Linked DNA regions of Homo sapiens: regions 1, 2 and 3 are each linked to region 4. Evidence: chromatin contacts called from ENCODE Hi-C or POLR2A ChIA-PET data. All regions are on one chromosome and are shown on one strand. The core of a region is the stretch at or near the end of the contact, and the rest is flanking DNA. Distances in the headings are between cores, read along the strand shown.

The links. A loop is a pair of places that touch in the nucleus more often than their neighbours do. ChIA-PET counts read pairs that join two places held with the same protein, here RNA polymerase II (POLR2A). Pooled maps may share reads with other maps.
Region 1: a loop to region 4 is called in a map of naive thymus-derived CD4-positive, alpha-beta T cell, with 4 times the contacts of the local background. The contact joins the promoter of RPS29 here to the promoter of TMX1 in region 4. A Hi-C loop is called at or near these places in 1 of 168 maps with a recorded cell type or tissue (naive thymus-derived CD4-positive, alpha-beta T cell), 2 of 37 single-sample maps with no recorded cell type and 15 of 50 pooled maps.
Region 2: a map of gastrocnemius medialis shows a loop between it and region 4 (6-fold over the local background). The contact joins the promoter of RPL36AL here to the promoter of TMX1 in region 4. A Hi-C loop is called at or near these places in 1 of 168 maps with a recorded cell type or tissue (gastrocnemius medialis) and 7 of 50 pooled maps. POLR2A ChIA-PET finds 5 or more read pairs at or near these places in 2 of 52 experiments (GM12878 and activated B cell).
Region 3: a loop to region 4 is called in a pooled map, with 4 times the contacts of the local background. The contact joins the promoter of ARF6 here to the promoter of TMX1 in region 4. A Hi-C loop is called at or near these places in 1 of 37 single-sample maps with no recorded cell type and 2 of 50 pooled maps. POLR2A ChIA-PET finds 5 or more read pairs at or near these places in 1 of 52 experiments (CD4-positive, alpha-beta T cell).

The regions. Positions count from the first base shown.
Region 1 is chr14:49,584,760-49,590,643 of GRCh38, forward strand. It overlaps RPS29 (ribosomal protein S29), which reads right to left and starts at 1,621. Exons shown (of 3, transcript NM_001032.5): 1 at 1,526-1,621; 2 at 1,191-1,290. The coding sequence starts at 1,587. It also overlaps RN7SL1. RefSeq lists enhancers at 652-701, 1,300-1,799, 1,672-2,181.
Region 2 is chr14:49,618,996-49,625,124 of GRCh38, forward strand. It overlaps RPL36AL (ribosomal protein L36a like), which reads right to left and starts at 1,631. Exons shown (of 2, transcript NM_001001.5): 1 at 1,567-1,631; 2 at 1-145. The coding sequence starts at 109. It overlaps MGAT2 (alpha-1,6-mannosyl-glycoprotein 2-beta-N-acetylglucosaminyltransferase), which reads left to right and starts at 1,804. Exons shown (of 1, transcript NM_002408.4): 1 at 1,804-4,486. The coding sequence starts at 2,274. The coding sequence ends at 3,617. RefSeq lists enhancers at 1,406-1,515, 1,904-2,454 and silencers at 1,676-1,885, 2,186-2,295.
Region 3 is chr14:49,888,670-49,895,093 of GRCh38, forward strand. ARF6 (ARF GTPase 6) reads left to right here and starts at 4,413. Exons shown (of 2, transcript NM_001663.4): 1 at 4,413-4,488; 2 at 4,587-6,424. The coding sequence starts at 5,068. The coding sequence ends at 5,595. RefSeq lists enhancers at 3,973-4,072, 4,943-5,262, 5,293-5,342 and silencers at 4,163-4,552, 4,593-4,782.
Region 4 is chr14:51,237,102-51,243,034 of GRCh38, forward strand. TMX1 (thioredoxin related transmembrane protein 1) reads left to right here and starts at 3,146. Exons shown (of 8, transcript NM_030755.5): 1 at 3,146-3,343. The coding sequence starts at 3,192. RefSeq lists a silencer at 2,982-3,324 and an enhancer at 3,185-3,424.

The sequences.
Region 1 (5,884 bases), core at 371-2,870, 1.7 Mb before region 4:
TCAAAACAAAAAAAAAAATTTACATCATTATAGAACAGTACTATCCAATACAAAATAATTGATCAGAAAGCTGGTGATTTTTATCTCAAAGAGCCAATAATAAATTCGTTTTCACCTTAAAAAAAAAAACCCAAACTACTATTTAAAAGATTTTCAGAAGCCAAAAGTTTCACAGTCAAAAGTTTCATATAAACACTAGCTTGACTAAGATGATCAAGAGATAGAAGCACTAAATGGCAGACCATTGTTTGCTGAATCTTAACAATGTCTTTCCGGCCCCAAACTTTAAGTTCATTCCAGTGTATGACGCTTTCAAACATTTTGGGTTGGCCGGGCGCGGTGGCTCACGCCTGTAATCTCAGCACTTTGGGAGGCCGAAGCAGGCGGATCACGAGGTCAGCAGTTCGAGACCAGCCTGACCAACATGGTAAAACCCCGTCTCTACTAAAAATAAAAAAATTAGCCGGACATGGTGGCAGGCGCCTGTAATCCCAGCTATTCAGGAGGCTGAGGCAGGAGAATCGCTTGAACCGGGGAGGCGGAGGTTGCACTGAGCGGAGATCACGCCATCGCACTCCAGGTTGGGTGAGTGCGACTCCGACTCAAAAAAAAAAAAAAAAAAACTTGGGGTCAGCGGTTAATACATATATTTGGTTAGAAAATATCTAGGTACAGCCGCGCGTGGTGGCAAGAGCCTTTAGTCCCAGCTACTCGGGACGCCAAGGCAAGAGGATCGCCTGAGACCAGGAGGAGTTCGAGGCTGCAGTGAGCCGTAACAACGCCACTGCACTTCAACCTGGGCGACAGAGGGAGACCCTATCTCTAAAAAAAAAAAAAAGAGAATAGGTACTTACAAGATTGATAAATGAAACAAATGTAAAACAATTTTAGTGGCTTCTCTAAAGTGAATTTCACCAAACACAATACACGGCACCTAAAACTGGCTAAGCTATCTAGGTAAAAAAGGGAGTAGGAAAGACTAAGTCCTTCACCTTCTCCATTCTATTAATTTGATTGCCCAAACCATCAACACTGTCACCAGCTACCAACTAAAAAAAGAGGAAAAGCTCTTGGTCGAATGCTCAGAATTACCACTCCAGGGAAGATCTGTCCGTTTGTCTTTCGCGGAAAAAATAACCCCCACAACCTTCTCTGCCCAAACAACATGGAGTACGCCTGCAGACGCCTACCTTAATGAAACCGATATCCTTCGCGTACTGACGGAAACACTGGCGGCACATATTGAGGCCATATTTCCGGATCAGACCGTGCCGGTTTGAACAGACACGACTGTAAGAAAAGAGACAGCGGTTTTGCAGGTCATAGAAATTACAAGACTCCGCACTCAGACGGCTACTACCCGCATCCCGGGACTCCCAAGCCACAGTACAGGCCTGTAATGGCGGCACCAGCGACTCCCAGTCGGCGTGCTCCCTCGTGCCGCCCGTGGCCTCCTCTACTTGAGATTTTAAGCAGCCTAGCGCTCCACGGCAACGCTTCCCCAAAATCACAAACTATTTCTCACCAAGAGCGAGAACCCTGGCCGAATTTTCGCGGGTGGCTCCAGTACAGCTGCTGGTGACCCATCTTGCTCTCAGCAGTGCAACGAGGTAAAAGGAAGAAGCTGGCCCACGCATGCGCTCTTCAAATTTTTGAGACAGTTTACCCAGAATGCAGTGCTCAAAGGAAACGCGTGCGCAGTGTGGTCAGGTTGTTTCGCTGGGTGAGTAAAATGAAATCTTAGAGGCGTTGTGGGCTGGCCCAGTTGATGACGTCACCATACCACAGCTTCTAGTGCTATTCTGCGCCGGTATCCGACCGCCGGGCGCGGTGGCGCGTGCCTGTAGTCCCAGCTACTCGGGAGGCTGAGGCTGGAGGATCGCTTGAGTCCAGGAGTTCTGGGCTGTAGTGCGCTATGCCGATCGGGTGTCCGCACTAAGTTCGGCATCAATATGGTGACCTCCCGGGAGCGGGGGACCACCAGGTTGCCTAAGGAGGGGTGAACCGGCCCAGGTCGGAAACGGAGCAGGTCAAAACTCCCGTGCTGATCAGTAGTGGGATCGCGCCTGTGAATAGCCACTGCACTCCAGCCTGGGCAACATAGCGAGACCCCGTCTCTTTTGAACAATAAATACGTTAATTTTGGACTCTCAAGAGATGAATATTCTCATAGTCTTTTTTATTGATTAAACCTTTTACTTTCTTTTAATTAAAACGTTACACTTGGGAAAGGAGTTTTTCCTCGACTCACCAGTGACACCTACTGGAATAAATTTACAAAACAACTTAAAATCAGCTGTAATGATCACGAGTCAACGGTAGGGTTTGCTTTTATTTTGTTAAAGAGAGTACGTTTTCAAATTTATTTTTTTGACACACTCCTCCAAGAAATACACCTACACCATTCCAAAAAAAAATGAGATTCTTTGGCATTTAGTGTATTTGATTCTTAAATGTAATTGGCTGAATGTAAAGTAATAAACAAGTAATGTGCAGTGTATGTTGCTTTGACCAGATAATTTGGTGACAAAACAAGTAATGAAAAGCAAATGCAAAAATGCAAAAAACCAATGTCAATAAACGAATTTCTGCTGAAAGATACCTACATTCCATATGGTCATTTATAATGCCTCCAGATAAAACTGCTCTGAAATCAAAGCTTTAACTAGATTTATAAAATGTAGCACAGGGTGCAACAATTCCAGAAACTTTTACATATAAACTTTTATAAATTGAAATACAACACTTCTTTAAGGTATGTTATGTCAGGGTTCTAGTGGGGTCCCCCTACCCAATCATTAAGTTAGGCATTGTATTATATGATTAAGGAAGGAGGGGAGTCAGAGATTTGTAAACTAGATATAACTTGCTCCTTGCCCTCAAAATTTTCTAATCTGTGGGAAACAGGATTATCTCCAAGACTTCAACATACAACGTTTGTGCACCAACAACATATGTACAGCTAAGGAAAATATTCTGTATTAAATCATGGGTGTGCTCATGAAGTACGAAAGGAGCCAAGAAGAGAAATTAATTCCAGTTCGAGGTACATTTGAGAGACCTTTGAGGTAGACCTTGAAGAATGGGATTTCTACAGGCAGCACTTGACAGAAGGGAATGCCTGGTGAAAGGAAGCGCTTGAGCCAAGGTAAGGTGAACAACTTTGTGTAACTAGAATAGAAGATGGACAAAAGGCCTAGTGATAGGAATGAAAAGGTATTTTATTTTAAAGCCTCATTGGGCAAGATCCAATGTCAAGCTTTTACAACTTTCCTATAATTTATATCAGTCACTAATGTGTGGTTTCCAAAAGCCATTTGCCTCTCAAAAGCTAATCTAACATTTGTCCACACTTTCTTAGGCCTCTTCTAGTTGGTCTCCACAATATTTAAAACATTACAGTGGTTCTGAGATCAATTCCATTAATATTTTTAGTACTCTGATATATAAGCCTTTGGGCCTAAAGAAGTGAATTCATTTAGGAGAGAAAAAAAGACAAATGAGAAGCAATTAGTTGCACTTCAACAATCTTAATCTGAATACTTAAGTAATTCTTAATACTTATTCTAGTCTATACATTATTCTCTTTGATAGAGATATTGCAAAAGTGCAGCTAAGACGTCGTACTTCCTTTCAGTTTTAAGATAATGTGACACCATCTATCCCAAACCATGAAATTATCCATTTCTTTTTCAACAAACTGAGAACACAGCTTTAAAAGTTCATTTTAACTCGGTGTTTATCAAGAGCTTTTATGTTTTGTTTTGTTTTTTTTCCTTTTTTTTTGAGACGGAGTCTCACTCTGTCGCCCAGGCTGGAGTGCAATGGCACCATCTTGGCTAACTGCAACCTGCACCTCCTGGGTTCAAGGGATTCTCCTGCCTCAGCCTCCCGAGTTGCTGAAATTACAGGCACGTGCCACCACACCCGTCTAATTTTTTACATTTTTGGTAGAGATGGGGTTTCACCATGTTGGCTAGGCTGGTCTCGAAGTCCTGACCTCGAGTAATCCACCCACCTCAGCCTCCCAAACTGCTGGGATTACAGGAGTGAGCCACCACGCCCGGCCTAAGAGCTTTTATCTTAATCCTGTAGTCTTCTTACAGTTTCTGAGTCCTTTTTTTTTTTTTTTTTTTTTTTTTTGAGACGGAGTCTGGAGTCTCGCTCTGTGACCCAGGCTGGAGTGTAGTGGTGCGATCTCGGCCCACTGCAAGCTCCGCCTCCCGGGTTCACGCCATTCTCCTGCCTCAGCCTCCCGAGTAGCTGGGACTACAGCGCCCGCCACCATGCCCGGCTAATTTCTTTTTGTATTTTTAGTAGAGACAGGGTTTCACCCTGTTAGCCAGGATGGTCTCGATCTCCTGACCTCATGATCCGCCCGCCTCGACCTCCCAAAGTGCTGGGATTACAGGCGTGAGCCATCTTAGTTCTCTTTTATACATGGGTTTGAAATGCTTCTTCTTTTAGAACACATTTTCCTTTAATAGGATATTTATTGGGTTTGGGTTCTTTGTTTTTTAAAAAATGTACAATGAAGTGCAAAGAAAAAGAAAAAAAAAAGTGCCATAATGTCCTTGCCCAGATAACCCTACTAATATTTTTCTTTTGAAAAACTAAAAGTAATATACATGTAAGATCGAAGCATTCTAACACTGCAAAGTATAGATCTTATTTTTAAGTACATTGGAATAATATGCATGTTAGGACACTATTATTCAAGATGTCTTTAATTTTCTTTCTCAAATTATTCTTACAGTCTTCTGTGATCATCCATCCAGAATTTAATCATTTAAAAACCTTCATCTTAGACGTATACACTGCTGATGGGAATGTAAATTACTTCAGCACTGTGGAAAGCAGTTTGGTGATTTCTTAAAGAATTTAAAACAGAACTGTCATTTGACCAGCAATCCCATTACTGGATATATACCCAAAAGAATATAAATCATTCTACAGTAAAGGCAAATGCATATGTATGTTCATCGCAGCACTATTCACAATAGCAAACACACTGAATCAACCTAAATAGCAATTTTTTAAGCAACAGTAGACTGGATAAAGAAAATGTAGTACATATACACTATGGAATGCTACACAGCCACAGAAAAGAACAAGATCATGTCCTGTGCAACAGCATGGATGGAGCTGGAGGCCATTATCCTAAACAAACTAACACAGGAACAGAAAACCAAACACCACGTTCTCACTTATAAGTGAGAGCTAAACATTGAATACACATGGACCCAAAGAAAGTAATAGACAGCAGGGCCTACTTGAGGGTAGAGGGTGGGAGGAGGGTGAGGATTCGAAAAGTACCTATTAGGTACTAAGCTTATTACCTGGGTGATGAAATAATAACCCCTGTGACACACAATTTATCTATAGAACCAACCTGTACATGTTTCCTTGAAACTAAAAGTTTTTTTAAAAACACCTGGCCAGGCATGGTGGCTCACGCCTGTAATCCCAGCACTTTGGGAGGCTGAGGCAGGCAGATCACAAGGTCAGGAGTTCTAGACCAACCTGGCCAATATGGTGAAACCCGGTCTCCACTAAAAATACAAAAATTAGCCAGGCATGGTGGCGGGCGCCTGTAGTCCCAGCTACTCTGGAGGCTGAGGCAGGAGAATCGCTTAAACCCAGGAGGCAGAGCTTGCAGTGAGCCGAGATTGCGCCACTGCACTCTGGCCTGGGCAACAGAGTGAGATTCCGTCTCAAAAAAAAACAAAAAACAAAAAAACCTGCATCGCTCTTGAGTTACTTTCAATTTTGGAACCTTTGGGAATAGAATCATACTTTTCCTCTAAACTTTACAAAACCTATTTTACCATAGACAGAGTCTAAAATACATGTTTCGCATGTTTGGTTATTACAATATGCACAC
Region 2 (6,129 bases), core at 381-2,880, 1.6 Mb before region 4:
CCTGGGCATACAAAGAATCCTTGCCCTTCTTATACTGTGTCACTTTGTGAGGCTGATGCTTGCCACACTTCTTACAGAAGGTTCTTCGGGTTTTAGGTACGTTGACCATCTTTGCAGCAGGGCTGTTTTGTCTATATGATGAAAACTGTAGTAAAATATTTAAAATAAGATAGCAGACGTTAAACATTCCGAAAAGTGAAAGTGCTATACAAGTATATACAGGAAAACCGTACACATAAATGAGTAATATATAAATCCACCACGTACTCTTTTTCCATATGAATAAACGCACATACAAGTACATACCTTTTTGAAACACTTCGTTTAAATTACTGGAGGACTAATTTGTCGACCTAAAGAACTGAGGCAAGGCCGAGCACGGTGGCTCATGCTTGTAATCCCAGCACTTTGGGAGGCCGAGAAGGGCGGATCACCTGAGGTCCGGAGTTCGAGACCAGCCTGACCAACATGGAGAAACCCCGTCTCTACTAAAAATACAAAATTAGCCTGGCGTGGTGGTGGTGCATACCTGTAAGGAGAATCGCTTGGGCGGGGTGGGGAGGGGCGGAGGTTGCCGTGAGCCGAGATCGCACCATTGCACTCCAGCCTGGGCAACAACAGCGGAATTACGTCTCAAAAAAAAAAAAGAACTGAGGCACAATTCATATAAGTAGAATGTTTATTTGGGGCAAGTTTGAGGATTGCAACCCAGAGCACAGATTCAAAATGCCCTGAGTAGCAGCAGTTGCAAGTGGGTTTTTAGAGGAAAAAATGGCAGTTCCTAAATTGTCTACCAAGAATTTACATTAAAATAACACAAGCGATTGATTGGCTATACATCATTCTTTTCATGACAAATTCCAGGAACGCGGACATAATGGGTGAAGCAGCTAGTCAGGAATAAAATGCCAGGCATTAAGTGGGGAGGTGTCTGAAGTCCCATACTGCTGTCTCTCTGGGCCCGGCAAATTTTGCACATCTCAAATAATTAACAATGCTCCGAGCCATTCTTCTTTTCTCATATAGAACAAGACTCACGAAAACCGACAGCAGCAGCTTTAGGAGGCCCAATACAGTCCGTTTTCCGTACGAAATGAGTTTAATTTATTGTGACTGCTCCAAAAGAAAAGTGCGGTTCATCTAATTTTCTTCCGAAAAGGAAGTTAAGGACCAGAGTTTCTTTGACCCCCTTCCCCCCACCCACCTCCTCCATTTTCCAGCTCTAGAGAATGGCTGGGGCAGCGCGCGACGTTGTAGCTACGGTTACGACCCGCCCCGTTCCTTCTACGAGAACCACATCAGCGTAGTATCACTTTTCCCCTCCGAAGCACAGTCACCCGTCAGCAGCCTCGAGGGCTGACGTGTCCTTATCAAGCCGGCGCGCCCCGCGATTCTATAGCCGCCATGCCTGAGACCTTTTTCCTGAAGGGAGAAGCCTGCTCTCGAACTAAGGCCGGCGAGGGCCATAGGTCTCGCCTTCCCTTTCCTAAGAAGGCCTAGTCCTACCCAGGATTCTGAGCAAGGGAGGCTCCTATTGGAGCCGCTACAGCCTCGTTCTTAGCTTACCGAGAAACAGCGCCCGACACCTGGCCCTTCGCAGCTCTCGCCTTTCGCAGCTCTCGCCTAACAGGAAAGGGAAGAAACAGGCGGAAGTGGGAACTGCACCTGAGCGACAGTACTGCAAACCAATAGGCAGCCGGCCACGGCGGTCAGGCGCCTTCGGTCGCGTCTGGAAAGCACCAACCAACGGTCTAAGGGGCGGGCCGGAGGGGTGTGGGCCGGAGGGCCGCGGTGTGCCGCGGGGCAGTTGCGGGTTGTCATAACGGTCCCCGCCGGAGTGAGGCGAGGCCGCGTCGCTCAGTTCTGGCCGTCTAGGGCCCCTGTAAGGATGAGAGCGCAGAGGACGCAGGGCCGCTGGAGGCGCAGGTAACGAAGCTAGGGTGCGGTTGGGACCGCGGCTGAGCTTTTTCCGGGACCCGTGGTGCTGAATGGAGAGGACGGAGACGAAGCCGAGCCGCGGCTCCTAGCGGCGGCGCCGATGCTCGAGCTGTAGCTGCCAGGCGAGGATGTGTGGAGCGCAGGCGGCGCGGGGTAAATGAGAGGTCTCGGGCCCCAGGACCCCCGGGGCCCGGGATGAGTTAGCGAGGGCAGCCGCGGGGGCCAGTTCCGACCGTGACAGGCCAAGGCGACGGCCGCCGCCCGCCCGCCCCTTCCGTGCAGAAGCAGCTGCTCCTTTCCGCGCCCGCCCGCCTGCGCTCCCGGCCCTGGAGACCATGAGGTTCCGCATCTACAAACGGAAGGTGCTAATCCTGACGCTCGTGGTGGCCGCCTGCGGCTTCGTCCTCTGGAGCAGCAATGGGCGACAAAGGAAGAACGAGGCCCTCGCCCCACCGTTGCTGGACGCCGAACCCGCGCGGGGTGCCGGCGGCCGCGGTGGGGACCACCCCTCTGTGGCTGTGGGCATCCGCAGGGTCTCCAACGTGTCGGCGGCTTCCCTGGTCCCGGCGGTCCCCCAGCCCGAGGCGGACAACCTGACGCTGCGGTACCGGTCCCTGGTGTACCAGCTGAACTTTGATCAGACCCTGAGGAATGTAGATAAGGCTGGCACCTGGGCCCCCCGGGAGCTGGTGCTGGTGGTCCAGGTGCATAACCGGCCCGAATACCTCAGACTGCTGCTGGACTCACTTCGAAAAGCCCAGGGAATTGACAACGTCCTCGTCATCTTTAGCCATGACTTCTGGTCGACCGAGATCAATCAGCTGATCGCCGGGGTGAATTTCTGTCCGGTTCTGCAGGTGTTCTTTCCTTTCAGCATTCAGTTGTACCCTAACGAGTTTCCAGGTAGTGACCCTAGAGATTGTCCCAGAGACCTGCCGAAGAATGCCGCTTTGAAATTGGGGTGCATCAATGCTGAGTATCCCGACTCCTTCGGCCATTATAGAGAGGCCAAATTCTCCCAGACCAAACATCACTGGTGGTGGAAGCTGCATTTTGTGTGGGAAAGAGTGAAAATTCTTCGAGATTATGCTGGCCTTATACTTTTCCTAGAAGAGGATCACTACTTAGCCCCAGACTTTTACCATGTCTTCAAAAAGATGTGGAAACTGAAGCAGCAAGAGTGCCCTGAATGTGATGTTCTCTCCCTGGGGACCTATAGTGCCAGTCGCAGTTTCTATGGCATGGCTGACAAGGTAGATGTGAAAACTTGGAAATCCACAGAGCACAATATGGGTCTAGCCTTGACCCGGAATGCCTATCAGAAGCTGATCGAGTGCACAGACACTTTCTGTACTTATGATGATTATAACTGGGACTGGACTCTTCAATACTTGACTGTATCTTGTCTTCCAAAATTCTGGAAAGTGCTGGTTCCTCAAATTCCTAGGATCTTTCATGCTGGAGACTGTGGTATGCATCACAAGAAAACCTGTAGACCATCCACTCAGAGTGCCCAAATTGAGTCACTCTTAAATAATAACAAACAATACATGTTTCCAGAAACTCTAACTATCAGTGAAAAGTTTACTGTGGTAGCCATTTCCCCACCTAGAAAAAATGGAGGGTGGGGAGATATTAGGGACCATGAACTCTGTAAAAGTTATAGAAGACTGCAGTGAAAATCACAGTTACAAAAGCGACAGTCTTCTATTTTTGATATTTGTCCAAACAGGACATACAATTGAATAAAAGAGTTTAGGAACTGGTTTCTGCTTTAATACAAAAACAAAATCTTGTAAAAGGTGTCCAAATACATAGTAATCTTTTCCAGTTATGTCTGATTAAGATTTAAAACTGAAGGTTTCATTTTGGGAGTAGGGTTTTAAAGCTCAATCTGTTATCTGCTAAAATTGATTATTGTTGATATGAGAGAAGAGGGGAAATTTTATTTAAATTGCATTTATTAATCTTTTTATCTGAAACTTTGTACACTTTTCCACTTTCAAAACCTATTTTAAGTACAGCAAAATTTATTTAAAACTGTCATAGCAGTAAAAAGTATTACGATGAAATTGTTAGGGTATTAATGGAACAAACCCAGTTTCACTCTCTTGACACACTTATTAGGAAGGGATTGCTTCACTGGTTTAATAATTTAAAAGTTATGTTTGTTAAACACCCTGTCAGAACAGTCATTTTCAGTATTAGATTCCTGTACTATTGTGTTTTGAGTGTGTTTTGGAACCTTCATAGAACACACTTTCTTTTGGAATGTATTTGATTGATAAGAAAGTTTAAACATTGTTTTCACCTCAATGTAGAAATACAGTGGTTTTGTTTTTTTTTTTCTTTTAGTGCTGACAAAATAAAATACTCATTTTTGCATAAAAAGGTTCCTAATCCTTTTGCAGAATAAGTTTTGTTTACTCTTTATACCAAAATTCAGTGAAGGCATTCTACAAGTTTTGAGTTAGCATTACATTTTAATATTTACTATTGCTACATTGTATAATTGAGTTTGAAATAAAACCCAGCTTATGACAATGCATTCCCTGTGCAAGAAACTGTTTGGCTTTCAAATTACCCAGGCATTGAAAATGAATGATAAAAAGTTGCTGTGTAAGGGAAATACAGCCTAAATTGTTTTTGAAAGCCAGAAATGATACAAAGTTCAGTCATGCCAAAGTGAAATACTTTCTAGTGCCAGCTTTAACTTAAATCATACGTTTTAAAAGGACAGATACAGAAAATTATAGGAAACAGGCTTAAATTTTGCTCCATATTTAATGTAGACGTTTATAGAAGTTTCCCTTAATTTGTAATTGCATTCAACCGAGAATTTCTCATAAAAGACTAATTTCTGTGTAAAGATATTACGGGCTGGGTGTGGTGGCTCATGTCTGTAATCCCAGCACTCTGGGAGGTTGAGGCAGGCAGATTGCTTGAACTCAAGAGTTTGAGACCAGCCTGGGCAACATGGCGAAAACCCATCTCTACTAAAAATACAAAAAATTAGCCGGGTGTAGTGGTGCATCTGTAGTCCCAGCTACTTGAGAGGCTGAGGTGGGAGGATCCTTTGAGTCTCGAGGCAGAGGTTGCAGTGAGCCTAGAGCGTGCCACTGCACGCCAGCCTGAGCAACAGAGCAAGGCTCCATCTAAAGAAAAAAAAAAAAAGTTACTTAAACTTGTAACTATTAAATGGCAGTCTCAAAATTATTGCATCAATTTAAGATTCATAGTAGTTTAAGAGCACATATGCTTATCTAAGGTGAGGCAAATAGTTCTCTTGCTTTACGAGCTACCTTTAGACTTACCCACGGCCCAGTCTGGTGCAAGATTTTGCCTGGGGGTTATAAATAAGGGTGAATCAGGAGGCTTTGTACCTATTTCTGGTACTCTGACCTGACATCACTAGTTCAAAGAACTAAAAAATTAGGTTATTTCCAGGACTGAGCTAAGAAGGCCAGAGTGTGAAGTAGTAGCTGTTTTTGAAACAAATAGATCAGCTCCTGGCTTTGGGGTTAGTGATTAAATCAACAAATATTTCCCTTTCTGTATTTCCTTCCTTTCATTTTCTTTGGCTGCCCTAAAATTTTTTGTAAGAAAAAAACCTGTTAGGATCTTCTCTTTGCCTCACATTTTAGGTGTTATAAAGGAAATTGATTATGCAGGAGGCTGAGATGAGAGGATCACTTGAGCCTAAGAGTTTGAATCCAGTCTGGACAACATAGCAAGACCCATCTCTTAAAAAAAAAGAAAGTGATTAGGAAACACTGGCTTTTTTTTGTTTTTCTGTGTAATAATGTAATGAAGGCAATTTTCCTATCAGAGCAAATTGCCAGATTTTAAAAATTCCAGTTTTACTCTTAAATTTCTATAAAACCACAAGATGTTTTAATATTTCAATAACTTCTAAGAAATACTTCAAAATTGAATTTTGAAAATCATTACTAAATAACTAAATCTATTATATATACTTTATGTAACAAAAATATATATAGTTTGTGTGACAAAATATAGAGCTGATGAAAAGTACTACATTTTATCTGGTGAATTTGTATCGTAATTGTTTAGATTAATATTGGTTAGTAAAGTTCTTTCCCCTCTAAGCTCTATTTCAAGCTTAAATATGTCCTACTTAGTGAGACTGAGAAACAGTTTTGAAATTCTACCCCCCACACATGTACTTAT
Region 3 (6,424 bases), core at 3,163-5,662, 1.3 Mb before region 4:
ATTTCACATGAACCTACCTGGTTATAATTTTCTAAGGAATTTTACCTTTCCAACCTAAATCTGGGTTTTGGATTAAGATATCGTTTACAACACTGCCAAGCTCTACTTTTCAATACAACTCTCTTCTTTTCTTTCCTTCCTTTTCTTCCTTTCTTCTTCTTTTTTTCTCTTCCCCATTCATTTTTTATTAATTCATTTATTCTCTCTTTGAAACAGCACTATGTAGCATCTAAAGTTATTATTATTTTTGAGACGGAGTTTCGCTCTTGTTGCCCAGGGTGGAGTGCAGTGGTGTGATCTCGGCTCACTGCAACCTCCGCCTCCTGGGTTCCAGTGATTCTCCTGCCTCAGCCTCATGAGTAGCTGGGATTACAGGCATGTGCCACCACGCCCAGCTAATTTTGTATTTTTAGGAGAGATGGGGTTCCTGTACGTTGGTCAGGATGGTCTCGAACTCCCGACCTCAGGTGATCTGCCCACCTCGGCCTCCCAAAGTGCTGGGATTAGAGGAGTGAGCCACCACGCCTGGCCTGTTATTATTTTTTGAGATGGAGTCTCGGTCTGTCACCCAGGTTGGAGTGCAATGGCGCGATCTCGGCTCACTGCAAGCTCCGCCTCCCGGGTTCACGACATTCTCCTGCCTCAGCCTCCCGAGTAGCTGGGATTACAGGAGCCTGCAACCACGCCCAGCTAATTTCTTTTTTTTTTTTTTTTGGTATTTTTAGTAGAGATGGGGTTTCACCGTGTTAGCCAGGATGGTCTCGATCTCCTGACTTCGTGATCCGCCCACCTTGGCCTCCCAAAGTGTTGGGATTACAGGCGTGAGCCACCGCACCCGGCTCTGTTTTTATTTATTTATATTTATTTGTTTTTGAGACCTAATTAAAAAATTTTTTTTGGCAGAGATTGGGTCTCGCTATGTTGCCCAGGCTGACCTTGAACTGCTGGCCTCAAGGGATCCTCCTGCCTCAGCCTCATGCATAGCTGGGATTACAGACATGAATCACTATGCCTGGCAGGATTAGCAATTTTTCTAAAGATACACTTTCTTATAACTTTATTTACACTTTATTTCTACTGCTAATAGATTTCCCAGGATTTATCCCTTCTTTAAAATAGTGTTCAATTCTGGGTAAGTCTGACCTAAGGGTTTCAAATGATAAAAGGGATAAAATCATCATCAAACAAGTGCATGGTCAGACCACCTTTGTCATGTGGTCAGAGTCATCCTTGGTACTTGATGGGATAAAAAGAAATACCTGACAGGGTCTTATGAAATGAGCGATTTTTAAGAGTTATAAGAATTCAGAAATTAGGGTAAACAGTGTGTGGTACTATTGTTAGAGAATACATTAATTCCAATTTAAAAACAGAGGGCCGGGCGCGGTGGCTCACGCCTGTGATCCCAGCACTTTGGGAGGCCAAGGCAGGTGGATCACGAGATCAGGAGTTCAAGACCAGCGTGGCCAATATGGTGAAACCCTGTCTCTACTAAAAATACAAAAATTAGCTGGGCTTGGTGGCACATGCCTGTAGTCCCAGCTGCTCAGGAGGCTGAAGCAGGATAATCACGTGAGCCCGGGAGATGGAGGTTGCAGTGGGTCCAGATTGCGCCACTGAACTCCAGCCTGGGCGACCAAGAAAGACTCCGTCTCAAAGAAAAACAACAACAAAAAAAATTAGGTCTAAGCCATTTTTTACAAGTAAACATATTTCTTATGAGATAGATATAGTATTGGCTGGGTACAGTGGCTTAGGCCTGTAATTCCAGCACTTTCGGAGGCTGAAGCAGGAGGACTGCTTGAGTCCAGGAGTTTGAGACCAGCCTGGGTTACAGTGAAGTCCTGTGTCTACAAAAAATAATGATAAATAAATGAATAAAAATTATAGTATTTTATTTATACTGTTTTAGTCAGGAATATCATAAACATAAGTGGTTGTTGAAGAGATTAAAAATTATGAAATGGCATTCTCTAGGGAAGCCTGGTTTGCGTGTAAATTCCAGAAATCTCTTCATTTACAGGCTTTGAGTCAAAAAGTAGAGAAGATTTTTCTATACTTAGCTGTTGGAGCATTCATCTGTTTAAAATTTAAGACATAACCCAGGCCAGGCCTGGTGGCTCACGCTTCTAATCCCAGCGCTTTGGGAGGCCAAGGCCTGCCCATCACTTGAGGCTTGAGGTTGAGTTCGAGACCAGCCTGGCCAATACGGTGAAACCCCGTCTCTACTAAAAATACAAAAATTGGCCCGGCGTGGTGGTGCATGTCTGTAGTCTCAGGTACTCGGGAGGCTGAGGCAGGAGAATTGCTTGAACTGGGAGGCAGAGGTTGCAGTGAGTCGAGACCGAGACCGAGCCACTGCACTTCAACCTGGGCAACACAGCAAGGCTCTGTCTCAAAAACAAAAAACAAAAACACAAAACACAAAAACATAACCCAGGTGTCTAGATAAAAATTAAAAAAGGGCTAGGCGCGGTGGCTCTTGCCTGTAATGCCAGCACTTTGGGAGGCCGAGGCGGGCAGATCACTTGGGGCCAGGAGTTCCAGACCAGTCTGGCCAACATGGCAAAACCTGTCTCTACAAAAAATAGAGAAATTAGTCAGGCGTGGTGGCGCACGCCTTTAGTCCCAGATACTGGTGAGGCTGAGGTGGGAGGATCTCTTGAGCCTAGGAGGCTGAAGCTGCAGTGAGCTGACATCGCACCACTGCACTGCAGCCTTGGTGACAGAGCGAGACCTTGTCCCAAAAATAGAGAGGTGGGGTTGGGGATGACACTTGAACCCCAATCTTCAGACTCCTAAGCTTTTCAGTTTTATGACAGTGCTTCATCTTAAGGTAAATGGAAAGTAAATGAAATAATTGTTAGAATATTAATGTTTAATAAGTTTATTTCCGACTGAAATGACGTTTATAAGGTTATCATATAACCTATCTACCATTATCTAATATTTTAAATTTGTTTAATAAAAACAGTATGTTACCATATGCTGTTTATAGCATCTTGCTTTTTAAACAAAGATACCCATTTCCTGTTTTTCTCCCCTTGATATTTGAAGGTTTCACGTTATTTTAAGTCTAATTTTATCATTAACCATTTGATACAAAAATGTGTCCTTGGCAGGGCGCAGTGGCTCACGCCTGTAATCCCAGCATTTTGGGGGGCCGAGGCGGGTGGATCACCTGAGGTCAGGACTTCGAGACCAGCCTGGCCAACATGGTGAAACCCCGTCTCTACTAAAAATACAAAAATTAGCCGGGCGTGGTGGTGGGCGACCTAATTCCAGCTGCTCCGGAGGCTAAGGCAGAACTGCTTGAACCCAGGATGAGGAGGCTGCAGTGAGCCGAGATTGTGCAACTGGACTCCAGCCTGGGCGACAGAGTGAGACCCCGTCTCAAGAAACAAACAAAAACCAAAAAACCAAAAATGTGCCCTGAAGTCTTCCACATTGTATTATTTAAGCCTCACGTGAGTTAGCAAGGTCAGTTTACACGAGATAAACTTAGTAAGGTTAAGTGCCCAGATCCAGGCCATACAAGCGGTCGTTCTATATTCTAAATTCTATGCTTCTTAAAGTTAAGAATGGGTAGTAGTTAAGAAGCTACTACTAACAGTATGAGATAAAATGATATTTTAAAGATGAACAGATGTCGCATTCTAAAAAGGTGAAAACGCGGCAAGGCACAGGAACTCTTCATAATACTGCAGTTTTTAAGAAACATGGGCTGGTCTTGACGAGACCTATAGGCAGACAGGGCTCAAACATTCAAAAGAGCTGCAGAGTAAACTCAACTCCGGGAAAGCGCTGCACTGACTGGCAGATTCCACACGAGACACTGGCCTCCCACGTGTCTTTCAGGAAACATACAAAATTCAAGGGATAAAGGAAGCCAAGAAGGGGTTGCGAAAAAGGGAAAAAAAAAAAAAACAAAAGCGAACAGAGCTTCCCTGGGACGTTCAGGGAGCGCGGAGGGTGCGGGAAGGCTGGGGCGGGCGGAGGGAATTCGCAGAGCATCTGGCGGGCACCGAGGTCTGGGAACAGGCCTGGAGGCAGCTCGGTTCGTGGAGAGAGCGGGCTGCCCGTGGGCCCCACCCTGTAGGGCCCCCCAGTAGATCTGCTCCCTTGGTTCGGGTGGGCAGGGGAGGGCAGAGCGCAAAAGAGAAAAGCAGGGAAGGAGACGCTAGAAGAGCCACGGGTAGGCGCGAGTCAGAGTCCGAGGTTCGAGGGCTCTGGGCCGGCCGCATCTGCGAGCCCTCCGAGGCGCCGTAGCCCCGCCCCTCCGGCGCGTGGCGCCCATGACGCTAGGCGCGCGGGCCGCTCTCCTTACAGAGGTCGCTCTTGTCCGAACGGTCGGCCTCTGCTGCGCCTGCGTGGTCGGGAGGGGAAGTGAGGCGGTTTCCTCGGCGCCTTTTCCGGCAGCGGCGGCGGCAGAACTGGGAGGAGGAGTTGGAGGCCGGAGGGAGCCCGCGCTCGGGGCGGCGGCTGGAGGTAACCCCTTGGGCCGAGCTGGAAAGGCGGGCCACCTCGGTCTTCGCTCCTTTGTGGAGCTCTGGCAGTAACTCCCCTCCCTCTCTGTTTCTCTGCAGGCAGCGCACCGAGTTCCCGCGAGGATCCATGACCTGACGGGGCCCCGGAGCCGCGCTGCCTCTCGGGTGTCCTGGGTCGGTGGGGAGCCCAGTGCTCGCAGGCCGGCGGGCGGGCCGGAGGGCTGCAGTCTCCCTCGCGGTGAGAGGAAGGCGGAGGAGCGGGAACCGCGGCGGCGCTCGCGCGGCGCCTGCGGGGGGAAGGGCAGTTCCGGGCCGGGCCGCGCCTCAGCAGGGCGGCGGCTCCCAGCGCAGTCTCAGGGCCCGGGTGGCGGCGGCGACTGGAGAAATCAAGTTGTGCGGTCGGTGATGCCCGAGTGAGCGGGGGGCCTGGGCCTCTGCCCTTAGGAGGCAACTCCCACGCAGGCCGCAAAGGCGCTCTCGCGGCCGAGAGGCTTCGTTTCGGTTTCGCGGCGGCGGCGGCGTTGTTGGCTGAGGGGACCCGGGACACCTGAATGCCCCCGGCCCCGGCTCCTCCGACGCGATGGGGAAGGTGCTATCCAAAATCTTCGGGAACAAGGAAATGCGGATCCTCATGTTGGGCCTGGACGCGGCCGGCAAGACAACAATCCTGTACAAGTTGAAGCTGGGCCAGTCGGTGACCACCATTCCCACTGTGGGTTTCAACGTGGAGACGGTGACTTACAAAAATGTCAAGTTCAACGTATGGGATGTGGGCGGCCAGGACAAGATCCGGCCGCTCTGGCGGCATTACTACACTGGGACCCAAGGTCTCATCTTCGTAGTGGACTGCGCCGACCGCGACCGCATCGATGAGGCTCGCCAGGAGCTGCACCGCATTATCAATGACCGGGAGATGAGGGACGCCATAATCCTCATCTTCGCCAACAAGCAGGACCTGCCCGATGCCATGAAACCCCACGAGATCCAGGAGAAACTGGGCCTGACCCGGATTCGGGACAGGAACTGGTATGTGCAGCCCTCCTGTGCCACCTCAGGGGACGGACTCTATGAGGGGCTCACATGGTTAACCTCTAACTACAAATCTTAATGAGCATTCTCCACCCATCCCCTGGAAGGAGAGAAATCAAAAACCCATTCATAGGATTATCGCCACCATCACCTCTTTCAATTGCCACTTTCTCTTCTTTTGAATTTGAACTCTGGAGTTACTGTTCTACAGTTTGGCGGGGACGGGGCTTGGGGGTTTTCTCTTTTGTTTGTTTCCCTTTCTTTTTCCTTTTTTTTTTTTTTTTTTTTTTGTTGGCTTTGCGTTAGGATGCTCTGATCTGACATTTGACATGAACACAAAGTTGCTAGATGCTCTTGTTGACTTCCAGCAGATGGGATGGGGGAAACACAGCAGTTCTTGGTAAAGTCCTTTGTAATAATAGTTTGATTTTTTTATTTCGAGAGAATCTTTCATTTTCCTATGTATGCTTTTTTCCTTTTTTGCCCAGTTTCCTTATCACTTGCTGTAGATGGCTTATTTTGCATTCATGCAGACTATGTTGCAAGTCTGTTTCATCTAGTAAACTGAAAATTATTGCTTAATCAAACTGCCGTTTGTCTTTTATATTTAAGGCCTTCCCCCCCCTTCCTTATGAGTTCTAACTTAGTAATTTCAAATGTGACCTTTTATATCTAAGACCAGTATAGTAAACTTAGCCCACAGTGGCAAATAATGAGTAATATTGTAATATGTTCCAGTTGCACCTCAGTATGTTAAACAGGTAATGTAAGAAGTTCTCTGAAATGTCAGCAAGTAAGTTCTGAAACACATCATGCATGAGTAGGAATAAAACCCAAGTTCCCCATAACGTAGATAACTTAATGCTGCATAAAAATATGAAAGTGTAACCCATGAAGGACACTTTTTC
Region 4 (5,933 bases), core at 1,896-4,395:
ACTACAGACCAATATCTCTAAGGAATATAGACATAAAAATATGCAACAAAATACTAGCAAACTGAATGTGGCAATATATAAAAAGAATTATACACCATGGCTAAGTGGGATTTATACCAAGAATGCAAGGTTGATTTCATGTCCCAAAATCAATCAATGTAATACACTGTATCTTTGGGAGGCTGAGGCAGGCAGATCATGAGGTCAAGAGAAAGAGACCATCCTGGCCAACATGGTGAAACCCCGTCTCTACTAAAAATATAAAAATTACCTGGGCGTGGTGGCACGTGCCTGTAATCCCAGCTACTCGGGAGTTGAGGCAAGAGAATTGCTTGAATCCAGGAGGCGGAGGTTGCAGTGCGCTGAGATCACACCACTGCACTCTAGCCTAATGACAGAGCAAGACTCCGTCTCAAAAAAAAAAAAAAAAAAAAAACAAAAAAAACACCATATCAATAGAGTAAAGGACAAAAACCACATGGTCATTTCAATAAATGCAGAAAAAGGATTTGTCAAAATTCAACACTTCTTCAAGATAAAAACAGACGACCTTCTAGGAATAGAAGGAAACTTCCTCACCTGTATAAAAGGCAACTATTTAGAATTCACATTAACATCATACTTAGTGGTAAAAGACAACGCTTTTCTCCTAAGAACAGGAACAAGATAAGTATGTTTGGCCACTCTTGCCATTTCTATTCAACATTGTAATGGAGGTCTAGTGTCTTAGCTTGGGCTGCCATAATAAAATATCATAGACTGGGTGGCTTAAACAATAGAAATTTATTTTCTCACAAATTTAGGAAGTTCTCATTGTACTCAAGGCAAGAAAACTCTGGACTAGGGTGTTGGCTGTTGAGATGGAAATTGGTGGTCAGATTCAGGATACGTTTTGAAGGTAACGTTTACAAGATTTGCTCATAGGTTACAAGAGGAGAAGGTGAAGAGAGAGAACAATAAAGAATTAACATGTACATGTTTGGCTAGAGAAACCTGGTGAACCTCGGGGCTCTTTAGTGGATGGAAGACCAGGAGAGGAAGAATCAAGAATTATCTTTTTTGGCCGTTTGATGTTTGAGCTTCTGAACCCCCAAAATCTGAGACAGGTCTCAGTCAATTTAGGAAGTTTATTTTGCCAAAATTAAGAATGCGCGCCCATGACATAGCCTGAGGAGGTGCTGAGGACATGTGCCTAAGGTGGGTGGAGCACAGCTTGATTTTATATTATATATTTTAGGGAGACATGAGACATCAATCAACATATGTAAGATGAACATTGTATTGGCCTGGAAAGGTGGGACAACTCAAAGCAAAGGCGGGACAAACTCGAAGCCAGGAAGGGGCTTCCAGGTCATAGGTGGGTAAGAGACAAATGGTGGCATTCTTCTAAGTTTCTGATTAGCCTTCCAAAGGAGGCAATCAGATATGCATTTATCTCAGTGAGAAGAAGGATGAGAGGCAGGTTTGCCCTAAGCAGTTCCCAGCTTGACTTTTCCCTTTAGCTTAATGATTTTGGGGCCCCAAGATTTCTTTTCCTTTCACCAGCTATTACATACCCAAGAGATGTTTAGCAAGGAGTTGAATACATATGCCTGTAGTTCCCAGAAGGATCAGAGTCTGAATGATATACAGTTGAATACATATGCCTGTAGTTCCCAGAAAGATCAGAGTCTGAATGATATACAGTTGAATACATATGCCTGTAGTTCCCAGAAAGATGAGAGCCTGATGATATGAAGAGAAAGGTGGCGGGAGATGGGGGGCGGGGGGCAGTAAAGCATCCTGGAGATGCCGATGTCCGGAAGTAAAGGAGGACCAGCCAAGAAGTTTGAGAAGAATCAGCTACTGTAGGACAGAAAAAAAAGCGAGCTGCCCAGACAGCAAGATAGTAAAGTGTTTCAAGGGTGTGGTAGAATGGGGCTAGGAGTCATGCTAGATGCATTGAGAAGAAACAATTGGGATTTATCTTGCTGGTCGCTGGTGTCCTTGAGAGGGCTATTCAGTGGAGGGGTGGGGAAGGGGACTAATTGGGGTTAATTAAGTTGAAAAGGTGAGGTAAGATAGTGGCAACTATTTCCTTGAGACTTAGTCTCTCTCTATAGCCCAGATTGGAGTGCAGTGGAATGATCTCGGTTCACTGCAACCTCCGCCTCCCGGGTTCAAGCGATTCTCCTGCCTCAGCCTCCTGAGTAGCTGGGACTACAGGCGCCTGCCACCACGCCTGGCTAATTTTTGTATTTTTAGTAGAGACGGGGTTTCACTATGTTGGTCAGGCTGGTCACAAACTCCTGACCTCAAGTGATCCGCCTGCCTTGGCCTCCCTGTTTTGCTAGGATTACAGGCGTGAGCCACCGCACCTGCAACTATTTTCATTTGACTGATGGGGCAGTGCACATTTTGGTTTGCATTTGTATTTACGAATGTTTGAGAGAAAAAACTCAAATATCTTACAAGCCTATGTGTCTGGTTCCATTTTGAAGTACTGACCTAGGATCTCTGTACCTACTGAATTTTTTTTGAGAGATAACATACACCTGAAAGTGCATAAAGTGCACTGTCTTAAAATGTACAGCTTGATCCTTCTTTAAAAAAAATCATATACGTACGCCCATGTAACTACTGTTCATATCTAGATGTTGAACACCTCCAACACATCCAACATAACCATAATGTTCCTCTGCACCTTCCCTGTCTATAATCTCTCAGAAGTAAACCAATATTCCGACTCCTATAAAATCCATTAGCTTTACTACATGTTTCAAAGAAAACAAATGAGAACTCTGAAGGACATTTAATTGGAAAACTGCTTTAGCACATTATAAACTTACCAATTTGCTTGTAAACGCTAACCATTTGGCGCCAAAATCCTGGGAGGGTCTTTTAAACCGTTCTTCCTCAAAGCACCGCCCCACTTTTTACACCACGCCTCCTTTTGCTCTGTTCCTTCCCCCACAATATTGGGACACCCTAGGCGGTAGAAGCAGCCGCTTTTCTGTCATGCGCATTGCGGAGAGTCGTTCTTCCCTCTTTCCCGACTTCACCACTCACTGGGATCAGACCCCTGTCATGCGCATTGAGAGTCCTCTAGACAGGCGCTCCTCGCAGCACCGTAGTGCGCTTGCGCTGAGCAGCCCGCGAGGGCGGAAGTGGGAGCTGCGACCGCGCTCCCTGTGAGGTGGGCAAGCGGCGAAATGGCGCCCTCCGGGAGTCTTGCAGTTCCCCTGGCAGTCCTGGTGCTGTTGCTTTGGGGTGCTCCCTGGACGCACGGGCGGCGGAGCAACGTTCGCGTCATCACGGACGAGAACTGGAGAGAACTGCTGGAAGGAGACTGGATGATAGAATTGTGAGTGCGGGGCGGCCAGGGTCCTACGTCCGTGCCTGGACACACGACTTCACCCCGCACGTTCCTCGTGCGGGTCGCAGGCTCCCCAGGACTGCGCCTCCGAGTTGCGGAGCGAGCGTCCCCGACTTCTGCAGCTCCCCAAACTCTTGGGATCTGCCGCCAGCTTGGTCCCACCCCCTCGTCTCTTACCCGTGAATGTTAAGTTTCTTCTGGGGTGCACCCTCGTTTCGTTTCTTGGGTTGTGGTGCGCCCAAAGGGTTAGTGCCAATGCGAATTCTGACATTTTTCATGACTTTGAGGATGCGACTGGGGCGCGGGGAGGGAGGTGTCCGACTCGTGTCTAAGTAGTTAAAGTGATTCTTCACAGACTTCTACACTTATTTTCACCACATTTTACATAAGAGAATATTGAGCAAAATTTCTCCTCTCGTTTTGTCTGTCCTTAAAAGATAGTCTCTTTATGGTGTTGGAATTTGGCGCTTTTAAGCTTTTTTTAATGGATTGGGTACGTTTCTTTTTTATTGTAAATACTGAGTCAATTCAAGTTGGGTTATTTTTAAGTTTTCGTTTTCTCTTTTTGCCTCCTCTTTTGCTTTCTCTTTTTTTCACTCCTCATCTCATTTTTCCTTTGGGTGTCTTTGTAGTGTAGAGAATACCTTGGGTTGTGACTCCTAGGTCTTTGTAAATGGTATTACATTAAAAGATAATGTATTAATGTATACACTCTCAAGAGCGCCAGGTCATCATTTATTGCTCGAACGAAATCATGTATTTTGTGTGGTGATTTCAATTTAATAATATCTGTTCTGCCGCGGTGGGAAATAAAGTATCTGTCTTTGCTTTAGATGCTAAGTCGTTGTTGATGGTGGTATTATACATATTAGCAGTATTTACTGATAATAGTAAAAGCATAATTATTAACAGTGTACTGGACACCACTAAGCACCTTTACACGAATACCATATTTAATTCCCTACAAATTCTCTATGACAGGTGTTTTTCACGTTTTACAAATGAGTAACAAGATACCTAAATACTTTAGTTAACCTATGCAGATATTGCTGTGCTGGCTTTCTTTGGGTCTTCAGAGTAGGCATACAATAATTGTTGTTAGAACACCTTCTTCTTTAAAAAGGTTCAGCTGGAAGTGGCGTACGCTACCCAGGAGATTGAGGTATGAGGATGACTTGAGCCCAGGGGTTCAAGAGATCCTGGGCAACTAGCAAAATAAATAAGTAAATAAATAAAAATGAAAAGACAACAGGGTTCAGGTGAGTGTTTTCTTGTGTCACGAATACAGCAAGGGTTGTCAAGTTAAGGAGGCCAGTGAAAGTGACATCCCCAAGGGAGAACCCAGAAGGCTAAATCAGTAAGTCCTGTGTTATTTTTTAAAAAAACAAAACTGGCCGGCGCGGTGGCTCACGCCTGTAATCCCAGCACTTTGGGAGGCCGAGGCCGGTGGATCACGAGGTGAGGAGATCGAGACCATCCTGGCTAACACGGTGAAACGCCGTTTGTACTAAAAATACAAAAAATTACCTGGGCGTGGTGGCACGCGCCTGTAGTCCCAGCTACTCGGGAGGCTGAGGCAGAAGAATCGCTTGAATCTGGGAGTCAGAGGTTGCAGTGAGCCGAGGTCGCACCACTGCACTCCAGCCTGGGCGACAGAGTGAGACTCAATCTCAAAAAAAAAGTAGAACATTTATATGGAGGGTAAGATAAAGGGAAATTTTCATAGTATGCATGTAGTCTGCAATTCTGAAATGAATTTTCATTCAGGCACCATTGAAAGCTTCAGGGGAGAGGAACTGTGACACTTTTTCAGTCATCATCATGAGTAACTTGTTTTAGATCGTGCCTGTAAAATAGTGTTATAAGCAATATATTAAGCAATAGTGATCGTGTGTGTATATGCAAAATACAGTCAAGTATTACTCAAGGATATTTTTTAACTCATTATGGTCCAACTATATAAATACAGCAATCAGAAGTAGTATTAAGGAGAACAAGACTAACAAAACATTGAGTATGAGGTAAATCCACATTGGAGCATCTATCTGAAATTATGCTATAGAGTAGTAGTTTTTCTTTTTCCTTAAGTAGAGATTCTAAAGTAAGTTTTTAGAAAGCAACTGACAGCCTGGGCAACATGGCAAAAACCAGTCTCTACAAAAAAATACGAAAAATTAGCTGGGCGTGTGGGCAGGCATCTGTAGTCCCAGCTACTTGGGCTGAGGTGGGAGGATGTCTTGAGCCCGGGAGGTTGAGGTTGCAGTGAGCCCAGATGGCGCCACTGCCCTCCAGCCTGGGTAACAAAGCGAGACCCTGTTTCAAAAAATAAAAAAGCAACTGAGCAACAAAACGAACCTGAAAAAGAAGGACTCTAGTAGTTTTAGTAATAGTCTGCTCCTAATTACAAGTGAATTATCTACAGTAAATCCATTTCTGCTCAGAAGTTTTGTCATGGAGATATTTTCATTGTAATACGATTTATTGTTAGGAGCTTGGCTTTTATACTACCAGTTTGTCTTGTTCTACAATGTCTATTTTAGGAGTTTGGTTTTCATAAAACAAGTGAAGAAAATGTGAA